Regions from separate parts of the Homo sapiens genome. Here regions 1 and 3 are each linked to region 2. A link is a contact called in ENCODE Hi-C or POLR2A ChIA-PET data. All regions are on one chromosome and are shown on one strand. The core of a region is the stretch at or near the end of the contact, and the rest is flanking DNA. Distances in the headings are between cores, read along the strand shown.

The links. A loop is a pair of places that touch in the nucleus more often than their neighbours do. ChIA-PET counts read pairs that join two places held with the same protein, here RNA polymerase II (POLR2A). Pooled maps may share reads with other maps.
Region 1: a pooled map shows a loop between it and region 2 (1.9-fold over the local background). The contact joins two enhancer-like sites. A Hi-C loop is called at or near these places in 1 of 50 pooled maps. POLR2A ChIA-PET finds 5 or more read pairs at or near these places in 4 of 52 experiments (BJ, GM12878, OCI-LY7 and 1 more).
Region 3: a loop to region 2 is called in a pooled map, with 2.4 times the contacts of the local background. The contact joins two enhancer-like sites. A Hi-C loop is called at or near these places in 1 of 50 pooled maps. POLR2A ChIA-PET finds 5 or more read pairs at or near these places in 3 of 52 experiments (T-cell, activated CD8-positive, alpha-beta T cell and activated T-cell).

The regions. Positions count from the first base shown.
Region 1 is chr3:152,401,410-152,405,733 of GRCh38, reverse strand. The region is part of intron 2 of MBNL1 (muscleblind like splicing regulator 1); the gene reads right to left. Among named protein-coding and RNA genes, the nearest start is that of MBNL1-AS1, 130 kb to the right of the region's middle. Within about 2 kb of position 2,538, at least 20 of the 41 ENCODE cell types and tissues checked have a DNase peak (open chromatin) inside an H3K27ac peak, as active enhancers do.
Region 2 is chr3:152,222,034-152,226,371 of GRCh38, reverse strand. No RefSeq gene overlaps it. Among named protein-coding and RNA genes, the nearest start is that of LINC02917, 19 kb to the right of the region's middle. Within about 2 kb of position 2,456, at least 2 of the 41 ENCODE cell types and tissues checked have a DNase peak (open chromatin) inside an H3K27ac peak, as active enhancers do.
Region 3 is chr3:152,374,776-152,378,775 of GRCh38, reverse strand. All of the region lies in intron 2 of MBNL1 (muscleblind like splicing regulator 1), which reads right to left. Among named protein-coding and RNA genes, the nearest start is that of MBNL1-AS1, 110 kb to the right of the region's middle. Within about 2 kb of position 2,000, at least 14 of the 41 ENCODE cell types and tissues checked have a DNase peak (open chromatin) inside an H3K27ac peak, as active enhancers do.

The DNA of each region.
Region 1 (4,324 bases), core at 1,289-3,788, 180 kb before region 2:
TAGGTGGATTTACAGTATGACTGTCTCTATTAAATTTCTAGAGCTTTCCTGGGGATAAAACAGAGGTAAACTTCTTAAGTCAAATGCATCCAATTTTTCTTCTAACAATCTCTTGAAAGACTTATTTAAGCAGTTCTTTACAGACTGCTTAAACATAGTTTAAGACTAGTTCCTAGTACATTTACAAAGCAAAAATGCTCCAACTTTAAATCTCTCCTTCCCTTCAGGAAGTACTGACTAAAAACCAAAAGGTATATTTTTATTATAACACAGGAATAATAAAACTTACATAGTGCTTCCTATATTCCAGGTACTGTTTTCAAAACTTTACCAATGTTAATTCCCTTAATCCTCTCTCAGTATTACTGGGAAGGGTTGTTTGTAACATTTCAGTTTTTCTGAATACTTAAGTACGACAAAACAAGTGACTGAACCCAGGCAGTTTAACTACAAACTAGGTGCTCCTAATCATTACTGTAGGGATATGTATTTGTACCAAGTGTATCCCACTTGATCATCTGTAAGTTGTTTTGCTTTTGTTTAATCATTGACTGCTAATACTAGAAACAGATGACTCTAGGTCAGAACCAAATGGAAGTCTTCAACCCTTTTGAGTTCTGCAAAGGAGAAGATATTTCATAATGTAAGCAACTGAATTTGGAGAAGACTAATCCACATAGCATTTCCAAAGTGTAATGGGAAAAATTTAGATGCTTTTGTAAATTTCAATTTACTTGTCATTTTTTTTTCCTCAGAGGAACCTGTCTTACAGTATCAACAATATTTTTAAGAAATGGAACACCAAAGAAGTTAAAATATTGCTTCATATTATCTACTTCAATAAGAAACCTAGTGAAGCAAGAGGTTCTTGGATTATCTATATATTTCACTGACATGCCTCTTCAATTTGGATATAACACAAATAATGAAAAATTAATTATATATAGTTATATATTATATTTAGATATAAAATAATTTAAAAACTATTATATAATGAAAAAGTTATATATCTTTGTGTGTGTATATATACATACATATATATGTAAACATACATACAAACACATAAAATTAAAGATATAAAGTTAGACAGTAATATAGGATGGTATGTTTTAAGGGGCAAGTCTTTATTGAGAAATATAAAAGTAACTAAAGGAAATCAGAGAGGAAAAACATTTTGGTTAAGTCAGCTTGAGAATAATAACATCATTACTTAGTATTTATATGAGGCATTTGTTGTATTTGTACCTGCTAGATCCCACATATCCCTACAAATAAAGTAAAGTATCTCTAAAGTGATAACACTTATTCAGTCATGATAAATTTCAAAGTATAATATTATGTAATATGTTTCCAACAACCTATGTCAATATTTCCACTGTAACTCTTCCATTGAAGTCTACTCAGCCTTCTAGATGGGACAGCATATATTATGCATATAATTAGTGCTTAAATAATTTTCTAAACTGTAGCAGATGTGTAAAATTTTGGCTGCCATTTACATGCAGAAATTAGTATATATTACACTGCTCTGCATTGTCTTTGCCAAATACAAAGACCCTTTCTTTTTCCCAATTTTTCATTGGCACTCCTTTCTAAATCTGTGAGATTCCCTAACTGAAAAACAAATACTGTCAATTTCTGACCTCACAAATTCTGCCTCAAGTCCAGCCATTAAATGCTACTGCTTCACATAAACAATGACAGAGCACGAAGAAAAGGTGAGGCAATAAAGGTTCTCACCACTGCTGACCACAGTCTCCTTCAGACAGATCAACTTTGTACTTGAACAAAATGTGCTCAATGACACTGGCTCTGTCCCCATGGAGAAAACACTCCCCTCCCTGCCCCACCCCCCTGCCTATGACCATTTGCTAAAATTGTGCACTGCCATCAGCTCTCCCAGACTTGAGGCAGCAGCGAGGGGAAAGACAAATTGGCTCATGAGCCCAGAACATGTTTCTATTGGATGGACTGCAACAGCATAAGCAGTAAGGGTAAAGAAAATCTCTTGAGGCAAAAAAAAGCAGTATCACAACACAGGTTATCTGAGCCTGTCTCCTCCTCTGCACTCCACCCCCATACCTAGAGAATTCCACTGGTTTTCTAGGGCAGTTCCCCAAATAGCTAAAGTAACACTCAACAAACTACCTAAAAATTACCACTGAGAATAAAATAGAAAAGTCTCAGAATTTTTAGAATCATTTCATATACAGTATGTGTCTAGTATCCTTGAATAGTTTTTCAGAAAAAGATCCATATTAACAATAAACATACAAATAAAAATAGATGACAACTATAAACTATGGAACTTGTACCAAGTATCTACAGATGAGTCTATATAGCAAAAGGGTATTGAAGCCATCACGTTAAGCATAGATACTTGAAAGAGCTTAGTCATCACAAGGTGCTCTGTTCTAAATGGCAATCAGAAGCTGTAGTGCATATTCTTAAGTGCTTAGTTAAGATGAAAAGTATGGAGATGTTGGGCCTCACAGGAGCGTCAGCCATGGCAACACAGTTTTTTTTTTAACAAACCAGAATGTGAACGTGAGAGGGGAAAGCACAGAAGGTTGTCACACGATTTTTTTTTTTTTCTTGCTATCACACCAACAACATTTAGGCTGAAAGCCTGGATCTGCTAAACACTCTGCTCGGGTGCATTAAGTGAGTAAAGGAATATATCTGTGATTTCTACACTCTCTACCTGTGCTGAAAACAGGTGGCTTTTATTAGAAATAGTTGTTGTATCTTCCTTTGTATTTTGTACATGTTCCTCTCCTAATACTGGGCACTGTTTACACATCTTCCTTCCCTGGTGACAGCCTCCAGAAGGAGGCTCATGCCCACAGTCTATATCAGGCCAAGAAAACCCCATAAGTGTTTACCAAGTGAATGAGTCCTGACTATATTTCAGAATATAGGATATTCTGTCCAATAAAACAGCTCTCAAACATTCCTTTTGCATCTCTTTCAGGGTCCATAAACTGACATACTATAGCCCCATTTTTTTCTTCATTCAAATATATTTTTCTCTCCTCTAGTCTTCTACCATTTCCTCCTTTTCTCAGTTAACTGCTTACTACTGTTATCCAAGTACAAATTTGTGGCTCTGCTCCCACCTAAGTAAACAATATGGTCACCTGTTAGAGGTATCTGTATCCTAAGCTTGTAAGCTTCTCATATACACAAGCCTTAGAGACAAGCACAGAGAAACAGTCCCAGGAGTTGACATGGAAAGAGCAATACAGTCCCAGCTCAATGGTTAAAAATCACATGAAGTGAAATCAGAAAGTTGCTTGTTCAAATCCCAACTTTGATATTTATGAACAGTGAGACTTTGGGTTAATTATTAAACCTCATTGAATTGTAACCTCCTCTTCTATGAAAATGAGGATAAGAATACCAGGCTAGGGATAACGTGAATATTAAATGGGGGAATATATACAGGGGCCTCAATTATGGTCTGGTACTCAGAAAAGGAAAATGACCAGGCTGCTCTCACTCTCCTAGCACGTTCTTTACCTTGCAACCCCTGGTTCCCATCACTCAGGTCAATTTCTCCAGAGATGCTTGAAAGCATCCTTTTCTCCTGTTCCTTCAACATTTCCTTTGTCAGAGTTTGCCAGCTCACCATCAAGTTAAAACCTCCTTTAATGAACTAACCCAACAAAGCCTCTAGTAAATCTTTTTTTTTTTTTTTTTGAGACAGAGTCTTGCTCTGTCACCCAGGCTGGAGTGCAGTGGCGCGATCTCGGCTCACTGCAAGCTCTGCCTCCCAGGTTCACGCCATTCTCCTGCCTCAGCCTCCCGAGTAGGTGGGACTACAGGTGCCTGCCACAACACACGGCTGATTTTTTTTGTATTTTTAGTAGAGACGGGGTTTCACCAGGATGTGTTAGCCAGGATGGTCTCGATCTCTTGACCTCGTGATCTGCCCACCTCAGCCTCCCAAAGTGCTGGGATTACAGGCGTGAGCCACCACGTCCAGCCGCAAATCTCCTTTAATGAATTAACCCAAACGAAGCCTCTTTCACTGGACTATAGTATAGTTTAGTGCAATGAAAGAACACATATCCAGGAACCAATGAGACCTGTGTTCATTGCAGCTCTCTCACCCGCTAGCTACATGACCTTATGCAGGTACTCAAAACTCCCTGCCCAAGCCGTACCTTCACTTGGGAAATTGTGTTCAAGAAACAGTAGCTCCTAGAGTAGCTGTGACAAAGCTTTCCTCAGGCCAAAGTAAGAATCAACTCATGTTCATTTCACTTACCATTAAGAAACTGGGCATCTGTTTTTAAAAGGAGTTGATATTAAAAGTAAA
Region 2 (4,338 bases), core at 1,207-3,706:
CAAAGCGAGATCATCACAATCCATAGACCTAAGCACCAATTTCGTCTTTTTGTCTTTCTTCAGCTAAAACTTAGTTTTTTCTCCTTTGAAAACATTTGTGATGGTTAATTTTCTGTGTCAACTTGAGTGGGCTAAGGGATGCTCAGATAGCTGGTAAAACATTATTTCAGGGTCTGTCTGTGAGGATGTTTCCAGAAGAGTTTAACATTTAAACACTTCCAACTCCAAAAGGCAGGAGACTGAGCCCAAAGTCCACCACTGCAAAATATATCCAAGTAACAAACGTGCACATGTACCTCCTGAATCTGTACAAATTTAAAAATAAATAAATAAATAAATTCCACTTTGTTGTGCACTAATAGTGTCTTATTTTCCCATCACAGTGAATATTAGACTGGTGATGGCTGTACTTTGACCTAATATAATTTGCATTCCCCATATCACTTAGCACAAAAATATTTATAATTACACACACACACACACACACACACACACACACACACAGAGCATTCACAGGTATTTGTTGAATGAGTGATTCAGTGTATGAACTATTCTACTCTTTAGTAGATGTTCCAGATTTTAGTATCATGTTTCTGCCCATTACTCTCTTTTTCAAATGTTTAAGTTATTAAATTTCAAAATTTACAAAATTTAGCAGTTTTTACTATGAAAGCATTACCCCCTTGTTCATATTAACTGAATATGTTTAACACTGCTTAACTGAACAATAAGGAATAAATATTAATTCTACCGTGTCCACTCATATGCCAAATTCACATCTTTGTCTGATTTACTTGCATCTGTTTTATTTTAGCTTGGTCAAGAAAACAATACAATCTTTAACTGTACTACAAAAGACTAGAAATGTGACTAAATCAATGCATTATCATCTATTGTAAAAGTGTTTTCAAAAGGGGTATTGTTACAAGGAAGTCCTACAACTAACTATAAAGGGGGCGGGAAAGTGTTGGTGCCTCTCTGCACAGTGTTTCACAGCTCTCCAATTCACAGATCTCACGTTGAAGCAAAATTCTTTCTAAGACCCAAACTCTTTCCAGGCAATTTTCCAAATGGTCTAAGACAAACTTACCACTGTTTATGCTGCTAAATGTTTAAAGTTAAAAGTCATGGGTATTTCACTCTGAAATATGTCACAAAAAGGTCTTTGCTGTTTACCTGACTCAATTAGTAACTTTACTTAGGATGATTTTTAGGAATAGATGAGCATTTTTTAAAATGTGGTTTATGTACTTACAAATGTATACAGTAAAACATTATTATTAAACGGTGAGTGTTCTTGAATAAAGGTTTAGGTCAACACCAAAAATCACTTGGGCATTCTTCTTCCTCTAGGGCACACAGCATCTTAATTCTGCACATAAAAATCATTTTTTTTTTCCAGCCTGGGCAACATAGTAAAGCCCCATTTCTACTAAAATAAAAATAAAAAAATTTAACCTAGCTTGGTGGCGTGCGCCTGTAATTCCAGCTACTTGGGAGACTGAGGTGGGAGGATCACTTGAGGCCAGGAGTTTGAGACTGCATTGAGCTTTGATTGTGCTATTGCACTCCGGTTTGGGTGACAGAACAAGACCCTGACTCTAAAAAAATAATCATTTTTTTCCGGTTGAATTGTATTATAGAGATATGAATAATAATTTTAAAACAATGATATAATATAATCTTGGCACCATTGGCACTACATAGAATCTGTGAATTTTCTGATTCAAATGGAACAAAGCTATTAACTTATATGTTCACTAATGCTTCATGATGATTATTACATTAAGATCAATTTTGGTAATAGTTCTATATTTCTCATCTTCAAAGGTAAAAAAAGTGATAATTTCTGCCTAACTAGATCTGCAGCTACATCTTCTTCCTAATTTGGAATGGTAGTAACTGCCTAACTTTGTAGCTACATTTAAAACTGATTTTCAAGGAGTTTTCATACAAAAACTTTCTGTCACATAATCCTGGGTTTCACCGAAAACAGAGTAATAGATAACACCTAGAAGAGAAAGCAACCAACAAGAGAAAATTTTCTCTCTTATCTTATAATTAACTAATTATAATAAAAATCTATATAATATCATACTTTCATTCTCACTGAGATTTGAGTTATTCTTATGGCAGCCTGAATCTGCAGATACCACCACTAATAATTGGAACTGTGAGTGAACAGTTCTAATTCTGTCTCCACCTGATTCTCCATCTCAAATACAAAAGCCTCTTGTCTCAAAAGTGGTTTGATATTCCAGTCAAAAATCTAGATCAAAAAATATTTTAGATTCTCTTGAGAATAGGAAAAGCAATAACCTAAGCAAAAACAATCACTTATTCAGGAATGTTTTAATTTTGTATACATATAAGTACAGTGGTAAGACAGGATCTTGTGTGTTAAAAGCAACTGAAGTGAAACCATAAGCACAATAGGAAGTCATGCTTGAAAACCAGGAGACTTCTGCTTCTGGCCCTGGGGGAGTGACAGAGTGTAGAATTAACTTTCACCCATAAACAACTAGAAAACTGAGTAAATATAGAAAATATTTATTTTTAGAAACTGGATTAGTTCAGCCACAGTGGAAAGCAGTTTGGAGAGTCCTCAAAGAACTTAAAACAGAACTACCTTTCCAACCCAGCAATCCCATTACTGGTTATATACCTAAAGGAATATAAATCGTTTTACCATAAAGACATATGCACATGTATGTTCACTGCAGCACATTTTACAATAGCAAAAACATGGAATCAGTCTAGATGGCCATCAATGGTATACTGGATAAAGAAAATGCAGTACAGGCCGGGCGCGGTGGCTCATGCCTGTAATCCCAGCACTTTGGGAGGCGGAGGCGGGCGGATCACGAGGGCAGGAGATCGAGACCATCCTGGCTAGCACTGCGAAACCCCGTCTCTACTAAAAATACCAAAAAAAATTAGCCAGGCGTGGTGGCGGGCGCCTGTGGTCCCAGCTACTCAGGAGGCTGAGGCAGGAGAATGGCGTGAACCCAGGAGGCGGAGCTTGCAGTGAGCCCAGATCGTGCCACTGCACTCCAGCCTGGGCAACAGAGCGAGACTCCATCTCAAAAAAAAAAAAAAAAAAAAAAAAAAGAAAAAGAAAAGAAAAGAAAATGCAGTACAATACACCATGGAATACTATGCAGCCATAAAACAGAATCAAATTATGTCCTTTGCAGCAACATGGATGCAGCTGGATGCCATCAACCTAAGTCAATTAATGCAGGGAAAGGGAACAAAATACCGCACGTTCTCACTTGTAAGTTGGAAACTTATAAGAGGGGACCAACAGACACCGGAGCTTACTTGAGGGTAGAAGGTGGGAGAAGGGTCAGGACTAAAAAACTACTTGTTGGAGACTATGCTTAGTATCTGGGTGATTAAATCATTTGTACACCAAACCCCAGCAACACATAATTCTCCCATGTAACAAACCTGCACATGTACCCCTTGAACCTAAAATAAAAGTTGGAAGGAAAAAACGAAAGACGGACCCTGGACCATAGGCAGTGCAGATAATGGTCTCTGAAAAAAGAAACAAATGAGGAGCATTTTGTTTGAAGGTACTTTTCAAGCTGCAGCAAAGGAATGAGGAAACCAGAATAAGCCTGGGAATCTCATTGAACTGGGGGGACAAATATCCCAATTTGGGAGGCTGCAGCAGTTAGAATTTGTGGGGCAAAGTACCTGAGATAAAGGAACTAAGTGGAGAAAGACTTCCAAAATCTGGCTAGAGATCCTTATAATTCTTTGGCTGAACACCAAATATGCATGAGTACTGTGAAGTCCCATGAGTCAAAACTAGAAATATCTTCCAGGAAGAGAAAAATTATGTAAGATGAACACTTCACAGAACTCGCACAGAACTGGTAGTTTTTTGAATTCCGATTAGCCAGAGTAGAGATGCCTTATTGAATACAAAAAACATCCAGTAAATTTCACAGAAGGGCCCATATCTTAGAAATGGAGCCAAAGTAGCCCAGAGTAAGTTTTATTCTAGACCTTTCCTAAAATAACTTAGAAAGAAGCTTCAAAAGACCAAAGTTCTAAAATGTGGCCAAAGCTTAACAATCTTTAAAGGGATTCAACAAAATCTGGCTCTCAGCAAATTAAAATTCACAATGTTTGGCACTGGGAAAAGTCACTCAATAGAGACAAACAATCCTAGGAATGAATGAGATGATAAAATTGGTGACAAGAACTTTAAAATATCTATTATGAATATGCTCCATATCCTCAAGGATATAAAAGAAAACATAAAAATTATGAGACACAAATAGAAAATGTAAAAGAGAAACAAATGGAACTTCTAGAGATGAA
Region 3 (4,000 bases), core at 751-3,250, 150 kb before region 2:
CATTGTATCCCACCCTGGGCAGCAGGGCAAGACCTTGTCTCTAAATATAAAATAAATAAATAACATAAGGATAAAAAGTAAAACTCCTGTTTCAATAATGATGCAAAATAGTATCTTGGGTATGATTTCTTGATATTATTGGAATTGTAAAAAGCCTTGGAAGATTTCAAAGAGAAAATCTTTCAAAGGAAAAAGTAATGATATAAGTACATTTAAAAAGATTTTTGCAAAAAGCTGTCTAGCTATTACATAAATACCAGGTAGAAATATACTATTACCTACCTAAATAAATATAGAGAGGTAGCATTAAAAACATGTTGTTGCATTATATTGTACCCGTTTCTTGGTAGGAGCTATCATGCAAAATAGAAATATTTTTAAAAAGTACATTACTATATCTCTCTTGAGTAGCTAGAACATACATTAATTTTTAAAAAAAATAGACATAGAGTCTTGCTTTATCACTCAGGCTGGAGTGCAGTGGTGAAATTGTGCCTCATTTCAGCCTCTAATTCCTAGGCTCAAGTGATCCTCCCACCTCAGCCTCCCAAGTAGCTAGAAAACACACCTAGTGAATTGTTTTTTTGTTTTGTTTTGTTTTTGTAGAGATGAGGTCTTGCTATGTTGCCCAGGCTGGTCTCGATCTCCTGGCCTCAAGCAATCTTCCTGCCTTGGCTTCTCAAAGCACAGGGATTACAGGAATGAGCCATCCCACATGGCCTGAAACATTCTTAATATAGTTAGTCCTCACTTAACATCACCAATAGGTTCTTAGAAACTGTTACTTTACATAAAACAATATACAGCAGGTCCTCAAATAATATCGTTTCCTTCAAGGTCATTTAGTTATAACACTAATGAGAAAAACAATTGGTTTTGTTATACTCCATTTCATGTCAAGTCATAGTTTCCAAGAATCCACGGAAGACAGTAAGCGAAGATTTCCTATACCTTATCCTTGTGTCCATCATTTGATAGCTCAACCTATTATGAAACAATAGATTAACATGATAGATCTGATCATAGATCAAATTTAGGTCACTGTAGAAGTCAGTTAATTTACTCAATGTTAAATAATTTTAAACAATACCAAAGATTCTGAAACATGAATGTGGCCTCCAAATATGTTAATGTGTGTCACAATATAGGTTTCAATTCCATCAACAATTTGCCTTTGAACACATAATGACAACAAACATTTCTTGCTATATAATGTGTACTATACACAGTTCTAAGAGCTTCACATGTATTAGACCCTAAAATTCTATTCAATAGGCCTTTTATTGTCCCCAAATAAGAGATAATACAATATAAATTAACAGGTTAATTTACTAACGGTCTATGGCTGACGAGTGGAGGTGTTGGGGCTTGAATTTAATTTCGGTTCTATAACCACCTGATGGGTCCTAGCTATTACACGACTTCTATATGATCTACAGGTTCAGGTCTCTGCAGACAGTATAGAGGACAGCAGTAGGTAGTTTCAAATCAACCCAGATTCAAAGGCCCACATAAAAACAAGGACCAGGCCAATTCAATGAAAAAAGCATCTTATCTAAGCATAATTCTATTAAATGTAGTAAAATATCATCTTATCAAAAATGAGAAAACCTTTGAAAAAAGGAACAACCACAACCATCATTAATGGCTTCTCACTCACAATGAAAATCTTTCAACTACTTGGAATAGCCTCACTGTTTTTGCTGTATTATCCTCACTGCCACAGTTTTGGGGCTTTGTTTTAAAACAACAAGTTCGCATGTAAATCACTAGCCACAAACTCAACTTCATGTAACATTTTAAGTCTAGGGGAAGTACGGGGAAAAGGGAACAAAAGGGAAAAGAGGAAGTGAGGAAATGAAACTAGCAAAAAATAGGGAACAAAAAGCATGCAGACTTCAGGTGAAGCAGCGAGACCCATTTTCCCCAAGAAGAGATATATATGTATGTGTGTGTGTATGTGTGTGTGTGCGCATGCACGTGTGTGTGTGCGTATATATATAGAGAGAGTGCGTGGCACCCCTCAGCTCATCTGCTAGGAGATGGACGTGCAGCTAATGACATGAGGCTTCTGCATTCTTTACAGCAGCTCTTATTCCTAAAAACATACTATTAGCCAAAAAAAAATGTTCTTTAGATTCCTTGGGCTTTTGCTCTCCTCTTAGCTATATTTAATATATGATCATCTACATAACAATCTGACAAATGGAAAATTTCCAACAACCATTAGTCAGCAAGTCTTGTCCACCATAAACATCACATTTTACTTCTAAAACAGCTTCTTATTTTACGGATGAACCACACATAACTACACTCTCAAGAGCTTCTTTTTTAAGAGAGTCTAACTATGAAGAGAAAACTATATCACTGTATTAGACAAAAGATTAAAACAATGGAGATAAACAATTAAAGCATAATTCAATGTATGTTTCCTCGAGATAATATGTGAGACTTTTCTGAGACATCTGAGTCAAATACTTGTATAATCCGAAAAAGTTAACAAAATATAGTCTTTTCTCAAGAAAAAAATCTTACATTTTAAATATTTCTATCATAAATAGAAACTATTTCTGAACTTGAAAACTTTTGTAAAGTATGTCATACTACACTTAAAACTAAAAACTTATTAATATATTCATGCATCTTATAGTTGGAATATAAGATACCATGGGTATGATACCGGCCTGACAGTATGAGTTCTGAGCAGAAATATATAAAGAAAAATGGAGAAATTTATCCAGGAAACAAAGAATTGGTATCTAAACTTAGATTTTTCTGAAGGCTAAAGGGAAATAAATGTGGCTAACATTGCATCTCAAAATCTGGTTAATACTGTTGTTTAATTTAAGGATATATCTTATTCTTATTAAACAACAGTATTAAACCAGTTGGAAAATATTCCTTTCAAGATGGAAAAAGATATAGAAATTTAAGTACTCAGTCTTTTTTTTTTTTTGAGACAAGGTCTTGGCTCCATCACCCCGGCTGGAGTGTAGCAGAGCAATCACGACTCACTGCAGCCTCAACCTCCAGGGCTTAAGCAATCCCCCCACCTCAGACTCCCAAGTAGCTAGGACTACAGGCACACATCGAAGACCTGGCTAACTTTTTTGTTTTGTTTGTAGATATTGAGAAGAATAGCCTGGGGCTTACTGGTTTCATTGCTGAATTTTTACCAAACATGTGAAGAAGACCTAATACCAATCACTATGTTGCTCAGGCTGGTCTTGAACTCTGGCCTCAAGTGATCCTCCCCACTTGGCCTCCCAAAGTGCTGGGATTACAGGCATGAGCCACCACACCCAGATCTAAATCTTTATTATTATAATCATTATTTATTTTTACAAGTACCTTATACAAGATGCTATAAATATTTGTATGCATAATTCAACAGTAATCAGTGGTGTTTATCTAAACTAACTGATAATCTACAGATTGCAGTGCATTTATGATTTCAATGGAATTAATCTAATTCTCCACACTTAATTGTGAGAATAGCTATAAACAGATTGTCAAGAGGAGCCTTTTAGTGCCAATGCTTTACTTGAGGAAAAAAATTTCTTTTGGGCAAACCCATCTTTATTCATTGCAGAATACAACGATTCTCAAAAGTAGCTTAACAACCCCAACTCCGCTGGGTAAGTGTGGTGGCACACGCCTGTAATCCCAGCTACTTGGGAGGCTGAAGAAGGAAGGCTGCTTGGGGCCAGGAGTTTGAAACCAGCCTAGACAACATAACAAGAGTCTGTCGCGAAAAAAAAGCAAACAGGCAAACAAAAAATAACCTCAACTTCTTATAATATGCATGTCTTAGAAGATATCTTCTTTGCCACATAAATAAAATATGAAAATAACAGACAAGTTCCAAGAAATAATATAATGAAATCAACTCTTCTTTGCTCATGGGAAAAATAATTACTTCCATTTCCTGAGTCCTCTTTTGACCTATGAGAACACAAAGGATTTGCCGCCAGTGGGCAGAAGACAGTGGGTGTGGCAA